2 separate regions of the Homo sapiens genome follow, and region 1 is linked to region 2. The links are chromatin contacts, found by Hi-C or POLR2A ChIA-PET in ENCODE. All regions are on one chromosome and are shown on one strand. The core of a region is the stretch at or near the end of the contact, and the rest is flanking DNA. Distances in the headings are between cores, read along the strand shown. Region 1 holds the start of SLC30A9 (solute carrier family 30 member 9). Region 2 holds the start of NFXL1 (nuclear transcription factor, X-box binding like 1).

Region 1 (3,842 bases), core at 1,288-3,787, 5.9 Mb before region 2:
TTAATGGAAAACCTTGCAGGAATTATGGTGTATGGTAATAATCAAATGACACTTCACTCCTTTCCTACTTCTGTTTCTATCTATCTGACTTAATAGTTCCCTATATTTAGGCATCTATTTATATCATGTATCCTCATGAAACTTGGACAATTTTATACCATGTTGATCACATGAGTAAAAAATATCTGGGGAAATTCTCTCTTAACCTACATTCCAGGAAAAAAAAAATAGGAACACCATATTATCATTCAAGTCTTTTGAGAAGACATCACATTTTCTTCCAAAGGCAAGTACCCATTGACTTAGAAAGAGTGGTGTTTAAGATCAAGATCTTTGTGCCTTGGTTTCTTCGTCTACCTATAACTTATTTAAGGTATTATGAATGAGACAGTGTACACAGAGGGCCTGGCAATTAGTAAATGATTAATATTACTACTGCTGCTATTAGTTTTAAATTATCAATATATTTATTTATAAATTTGCTGCCTCTTCCAATAGAAAATAAGCCCTATGATACTAGAATCTTACCTGTTATGTATAGGTAGGCAACGCTGAATGTGTCTCAAATGGAGCATAAAAACAAAGTCTCTTGGTAAGGATGGGATTTAGGGTCAAAGGAAATTCCCCTAAGGAACTCTAAAACTGACATTATCTTAAGTTTTAGCACTTGGGGAAGTTTCAAAGACTTTCCAAAAGGATAAGTATATCATGATATGTAGGTATAAATACCAAGACAACTGCAGAGTTATTTTAATCCAAGTCTGTTGAGGCTTTATTATGTGATACAGCATTGTGAGAGTTAAGGTAACAGAAAATGATACACTTTGTTCTTCAAACTTATTTGGCAAATCAAGGGTACTGGAGGTTTATAACAATTAGTAGTGTCTAAGTCAAGTTACACCCCAACTATACCAGGAAAAAGAAGGACAGGAAAGCACACACTGTGAAATTTTACTGTGCACCAACATATTTTACACATCAGGTGGGCTGTTATGGAAATTAAGAACTCTGCACAAAATGTATTTTTTTTAAAAGTTTTATCAAGAAAGGAACATTTTCTTCTAAAAATGATTAGTACAGCTAAACAAAATAAAAATAATAATCCTATCGCACAAATTAAAAATAAAACCTGAGAAGTTTTGATCAGGCTTGCCTAAAACGAGTTGAAACCAAAGCCATTTTAAGAATCCAAAATATGAGATTAGTTTTGTTCAAAAAGAATTATCCATAAAAGTTAATAGATGTTTGCATAGTTACCATAAAATAAGAGGTAAGCCTTTATGTATTTTTACTTCATAAAGTTGAATTTCTATTAAAATCTATTACAAGAAAGGGAAAGTAACTTTCCAGTAATATTCAGATTTTTTAGTAATATTGAGCCTACATTTATGGGACATCATTTTTTAATGTTTGTCCACTGAATATTTTAAGTTATGTTTGTCATAGGAAATTAAATTTGCTTACCATTCTTAACGATAATCTCTTTCCTCATTTGGTTATACTTATCTCAATTAGTATAAGAGACTTGTTGATTTTTTTAAAAATTAAGGACATACTAAATTTCCCCGAGATAGTTATTTTGCAGTAATATAGATAAGCGACTCAGATTAACTTTAAAACAAACCACCATACATTCCATTCAATTTATTTTTGCCAGGCATTGTTTTAGCGGCTTTATACAGCCATGTACAAAATAGACAAGATTCCAGCATCATGATGCTTATTTTCTATTCTAGGACACAAAATAGAAAAAAAAATCTCAAATAGTGATAAGCGTTTTGAAGAAAAGTATATAGGACAGCCGGGTAGAGAATGACCAGGACTACCATAGCTAGGGTGGTCAAGGAAGGCCTCTCTTGAGTTTGAGTTAAGAGCTGAATGAGCATGGCAGAGAGAAACAGTTAACGTGGATACTGTTCAGGTTTCTTTCTCCCTGGGACCAAAATGTTTCGAAGTCTGCATACCTCCGTTTACCCTAACTTGTCATGAACATAAAACCTCTTATATTGCAGGCAAAAATCTGAGGTTCACAGATTAGTAGGGCAAGTAGCTGATTCCGAAGTGTGTACTTGCCTTTATGATACTGGATACACACTGGTGTTAACAAGGAGAACGATGTACGTGGCAGACGTTCGGAGAGTACTGGACATGTTGGTTCTAATTTGGGTTTATCCTGGCAGGCTCTAGGTAGAGAGGCTCAGAAAACCTGCGTCCATCCTTCCCATCTTTCCTCCCATTTCCGAAACCACGGCCCCGGTTTCGAGTCCAGAAAAAAAGGAATAAGTAGAACTCCCAAAGGACAGCTTTCCTGGCTGAACAAGATGTAAACAGTTTACGTGATTTCCAACCAAGCGCAAAAGTACAGGTGCAAAAGAAGACGGCAGACACCAAACTTCCCCTGCAGCCACGCCCTCCCCACTTTGGGAGTCTGGGTCCCCGGGAAGGAAGGCCTCCCTATTGGTGCTCAACGTGTTACGTCACTTCCGCTACCTCCACGGCAGGCGTCGCTAAATGACGTTGCCGTTTCCGGGTCACCCAGGCAGCTTGTGGCGGCGAAGCCATCGGTGTTCGCTGATGTCCAGTCTATGGAGTCAGTTGGTACCGGTGGCGGCGCGGAGGCAGAAGGCGGTGTCCGAGTAGGGGCCTCTGCCCCACCAGGATGTTACCCGGCTTGGCCGCCGCCGCGGCCCACAGATGTAGCTGGTCCTCCCTGTGCCGGCTCCGTCTGCGATGCAGGGCGGCGGCCTGTAATCCCAGCGACCGCCAGGGTGAGTGTCCCGCGCTGGCCGCTGGCTCCGTAGAAGCCGAACTGGAGGGCCAGGCTGGGCTCGGCGCCTCGCCTGGGGCAATTCGCCCACTTGCCTTTCGCCAACCTCAGAACCTTCCTTTCTGGCCTCCGCCTTTCCAGTTCAGCCTGCGCAGCCCGCGGGGGTCCTGACAGGTCTCTGACTCTGATGCCTTCTGCAGCCCTAGCATGGCCCCCGCGGGAACTTGTGGGCACCTCGCGGGCCGGATTGCACCTCTGAAGCCTACCGCTTTGTACCAAACAAAATGTTACGTGCGCATCGCGGTGTCCCGCGGTTACTCACCTCCGCGGTTGGAAATTGCGGACTCCGCAAAGTTCCAGGGTCTTTGGAGCTTTCCAGCGCACCTTCATTTAGCACTTGGTTGAGATTTTCTTGGCCTTCTTTTTCTTACTCTCCCAACTTATTTTCTTAAATTTTCTAAAAGGAAGGAGGGGTGCTACTCACTACGGATCTTTTGGAAGAAGTACGAAAGTATCCGACAATCATTGAATGAACCCAGTTTGGGTCCGAAAAACAAAGAAACTCTTCAGTTCGGCTGAGCAGTCTTTTTGGTGAAAAGGTGGCAGTTGTAGTGGTAACCCAGAAAAAAAGGTGGTTGAAGAGAATTTTCGTCTCTCTCAACATTCTTTTCTGACTCAAATTTAAATGGTTTGAGAGTTTCCAAAATAACATTGAACTAATCAGGCTTACCTTCGTTTTTGCCGTAGCTTGACACACATTGCTTGACACTGAGAACTGATAGGATCTCTGAGGGAGAAGACAGAACTAAGTCCACCCTTAACCTAATCCCTCCATTCTTGGGATGCAGAGAGTATTTACCGAAACATTCATGTTCGAAGCCAGGTGTGGTGGTGCGCTCCTGTAGTCCAGCTACTCGGGAGACTGAGGCAGGCAGATCTTTTGAGCCCAATAGTTCTAGGCTAGCCTTGGCAACATAGTGAGCTGTCTGTAAAAACATAGGTTTGAAAAAACCTGTAACATGTTCGTGACCTCCTGAAAGAAGTCGGAAGTTGCAGTCATTCGAGATTTTATGTA
Region 2 (3,854 bases), core at 816-3,315:
GGGGCAATCTCGGCTACTGCAAGCTCCGCCTCCCGGGCTCACGCCATTCTCCTTCCTCAGCCTCCCGAGTAGCTGGGACTACAGGCGCCTGCCACCCCGCCCGGCTAATTTTTTGTATTTTTAGTAGAGACGGGGTTTCACCCTGTTAGCCAGGATGGTCTCCATCTCCTGACCTCATGATCTGCCCGCCTCGGCCTCCCAAAGTGCTGGGATTACAGGCTTGAGCCACCGCGCCCGGACAGAATGCTTGTTTTCCTTCTACCCACGAGATGGAGACCATCCTGGCTAACACGGTGAAACCCCGTCTCTACTAAAAAAAAAAAACCAAAGAACAAAAAACAAAACATTAGCCAGGCGTGGTGGCAGGCGCCTGTAGTCCCAGCTACTCGGGAGGCTGAGGCCGGAGAACGGCCTGAACCCAGGAGGCAGAGCTTGCAGTGAGCCGAGATTGCGCCACTGCACTCCAGCCTGGGCGACCAGCGAGACTCTGTCTCAAAAAAAAAAAAAAAAAAAAAAAGTTTACCAAACCTGTTCACACGTCTCCATATTGTATACCTTATCATCACGGCCATTAACTGCATGCTAAGAGAATACCACCTACCTTTCAAATTAGCCTAGGAGAAAAATCATTCAAGATACTCAATTCTGCTCCACACCCCCCAAAAAAATGTATCCTGAAATGCATTCCAAACACAAAAATAAAATGATTTCAGGGATTATTCCCTCGGCCCCATGCACAATTGTGTGTAAGTCCTCCCTGGCTCCACGAAAACATGGTCTTGGATGAAAAGTATTGATATATCGGAGGCAACACCAGATATGTCCACAGAAGGACATGGAATTTGTAAATAGGAACTACAGTCAAGGAAGGTATCAAAAGCTCAAGTGCTTACAAGGAATAAGACAAGTCAAGAAACAAAGGCAAAGGTAAAGATGACAAATGACACCTGGCTCCAGAAATGAGAGAGAATGTGAGATGGAATGCCCAAGTCCAATCTAAATGGGATTTCTGTGACTCAGCCGAGCTGACTGTTGCCATGCACAAAGATAACTAAAGCCACAAGGTTGTTAACCAGATTTTTAAAAACGACAAACAACCGCTGACAATCAATCCACATTTAAAACTCTGTGTTAACCAAACAACATTATAGACCAAATCAGAACACCGGGCCACAATTTACAACTGATGGTCTGGAGATTCAAGTAGGCAAGAGTGGAGGGAAGTAACAAAGGTAATACCACCTAAAATTAAGATGAAAGAGGTGCGATGGAAATCTACCTAGAGTGCCGAAAAGAGCAGCCACCCGAAAGGCTGGAGAAGTGGGCCCGATAACAAACTCCCGAACGAGGGGAAAAGCAGTGAAAGAAAGAAGGCGAGGGCGGAGGCGGTCCTGACTAGTAACTGCCTTAGGAGGCATCCAGGTGAGCACGCGGGCGGGAGCCATTCTCACCGCTGGCTGCGGTAGTCTGCAGGGCTTGGGATCCTGCGGGGCTGTGCCTGCTCCCTGCAGCCGCCGTGGTCGCGACTCCTCCGGGACTGGTGCCAGAAGGAACTGCGCCCACCGACCCCTTCTCTCGCCCTCCTCCGGCGCCGCGGAGATGGACTCCATTTCCTGAGGGGGCGGCAGTGGCCCGTCCCCGGGATCGGCCTCGGCCACCGGCCACCTGGCGCCAGGAAGCTTCCATCCCTGCAAAGGAGAAAAAAAAAAAAAAGAGTGGAAGGAGGTGAGCGCAGCGAGGACCGAGGCGAAGGAGGGTCAGTGCGGAAACCCGGTGTGAGGGGCCGAGTGAGGAAGGTTCCTGCAGGGCGGCGACCGGGTTTTAGGAGGTCGCGGCCCTGCCTTTACCGGAGGGCGAGTCCCCGCCAAGCCCGGGCTTTGGAGATGGACCGAAGAGGGGAGGGAGGACTAGGTACAGAAATAAACCGCGGAGCAAGAAGCACACAGTGCCGAAGACAGAAAGCCGGAGGAGAAGTCGAAACCGCCTCCTCAGCCTCTGCGGGAGCGTGGTAGGGGAAGAGTCACAGACTGACCCTGCGTCTCCCGCCGGGAACCAACTGCAGTGGTACACCCCACGGAAAGCTACGTCTCCTTACCGACTGCGCACGCCCCCAACAGACTACAACTCCCAGAAGCCCCCGCCCGCGTTCCGGCGACTGCGTGGCAGCACGGGCCGCTTCCTTATCCGGTAAAGTGCGGGGGTTGGGTGGGAGGGAAACCCCAAGCGCCTGCGCTGGCCCGAACAGGCCTTTGGGAACTACAACTCCCGGCGTGCTCTGGGGCTAGGGAGGGGTCGAAGGTCATAGGGGCGCGTGGTGGTGGAGGCGGGCGGGTCCGGAGGGTTTCGTGACCCCACAATTTGCTTCTGCTTCTGCAAGACTGCCCTAAACTCACCTGGGTATGAGGATTACATGGCTCTGTCCCTAATTGGCTCTCTGCCATCTTTTATTAGCCTTGCCTTTGAGCTTGCGGATGACAGGAGGTGTCAATGTAAAATAATCAAAAGCGCGAAGTTTGAGGATAGCCTACCTAGAAACACCGACTCCAAGGAAGGAGTCAGCGTTCCGAAGTAGAGATTTAAGATTTCACTTATATAGGCAGAAACTGAGAGGTTTTTTAGCAGGATTACAGCATTTTCTCATACAAGGTTAGAGAATAGTTACAACAATTTGATTATAGACAGTGTTTCTTTTTGGGAAGTGTACATTTAACATTTTTCATAAAGGATTTTCTGTCATCTGGTCTAAGCAAACCGGGGCAACAAAGCAGAAGTTAATCTATAAGGATCATTAAGAAGGCAGGAAGTTTTTGTCCTTAACTTCGTTTAATTCTCTCTAGCCATTGTATAGAACAAGAAAAATAAGAAAGCAAGTTAATCTATAATCTGAGAAACAGAAGTTGTAACCACGTGTAACTCAGATGACAGTCACATCTCTCTCCAGGCTTAGTGAGTTTTAGGCTCCAACAACCTTTAAACTATTTATTTTCATAGGGAAGTCTCACTAACAGGAAAGGCACTTACATTGAAAACGCTTTGAGGTTGGCCACTGTGAAGGAGGGAAATTCGGGGGAGAGTTGCAGGAAAGTGGCTTGAGTAGTAAAAGTACCCTTCTAAAATGCTAGAGCCAATGTAGAAAATAAATCTAAAGCCTGTTATTGTCATAGTCCTTTGTAGTGTGCAATGAGCTTTCCCTGGGACATGCTAATTTTTACCTTCACAGCATCTCCCTAAAGTAGATTTTGTTAAGGAAAATAGTTGAGGGCCAGGACCTAAATCTTATGATTTTGCTGAGTTTTCCAATAAGATACATGTGCATATATACTGACAGGTAGATTGCAAAAATTCATTCTGGGGTCTGTCTGGGATTGAGAAACATATTGATGGCTTATTGTACAGTCCTTCAACTTAGTTAATTCTTCTATTTTAACCATAAATTTCTATTATAATATTTAGATAGCATTTATTAGATGTCAGGCACTGTTTAAAGTGTTTTACGTTATGTATTAACTAATTTGGTACTCACAGTAACCGTGTTTATTATCCCCGTTTTACAACTGAGAACACTGAGGCACAGAGAGATTAAGCAATTTGCCCTTGATCATACAGCTAGGAAGTAGTGAAGCCAAGATTCAATCCTAAGTAGTCTAGTATTAGAAACCATGCTTTTAATGTCTTAAACATAGATATTGCAGAATTGCCTGTACATTAACCAAACTCAAAAATGACATCCCATGGCCAGGCATGGTGGCTCACGCCTGTAATCCTAGTACTTTGGGATGCCAAGGCGGGTGGATCACCTTAGGTCAGGAGTTTGAGGCAAGCCTGGCCAACATGGCGAAACCCTGTCTCTATTA

What was found. A loop is a pair of places that touch in the nucleus more often than their neighbours do. ChIA-PET counts read pairs that join two places held with the same protein, here RNA polymerase II (POLR2A). Pooled maps may share reads with other maps.
Region 1: a loop to region 2 is called in a map of naive thymus-derived CD4-positive, alpha-beta T cell, with 33 times the contacts of the local background. The contact joins the promoter of SLC30A9 here to the promoter of NFXL1 in region 2. A Hi-C loop is called at or near these places in 1 of 168 maps with a recorded cell type or tissue (naive thymus-derived CD4-positive, alpha-beta T cell) and 8 of 50 pooled maps. POLR2A ChIA-PET finds 5 or more read pairs at or near these places in 1 of 52 experiments (B cell).

The regions. Positions count from the first base shown.
Region 1 is chr4:41,987,993-41,991,834 of GRCh38, forward strand. SLC30A9 (solute carrier family 30 member 9) reads left to right here and starts at 2,538. Exons shown (of 18, transcript NM_006345.4): 1 at 2,538-2,768. The coding sequence starts at 2,660. RefSeq lists enhancers at 2,210-2,289, 2,570-2,709 and a silencer at 2,419-2,638.
Region 2 is chr4:47,912,518-47,916,371 of GRCh38, forward strand. It overlaps NFXL1 (nuclear transcription factor, X-box binding like 1), which reads right to left and starts at 2,066. Exons shown (of 23, transcript NM_001278624.2): 1 at 1,848-2,066; 2 at 1,452-1,688. The coding sequence starts at 1,686. It overlaps LOC101927157 (a long non-coding RNA gene), which reads left to right and starts at 1,710. Exons shown (of 3, transcript NR_125879.1): 1 at 1,710-2,187. RefSeq lists enhancers at 934-1,620, 1,621-2,306, 1,817-2,046.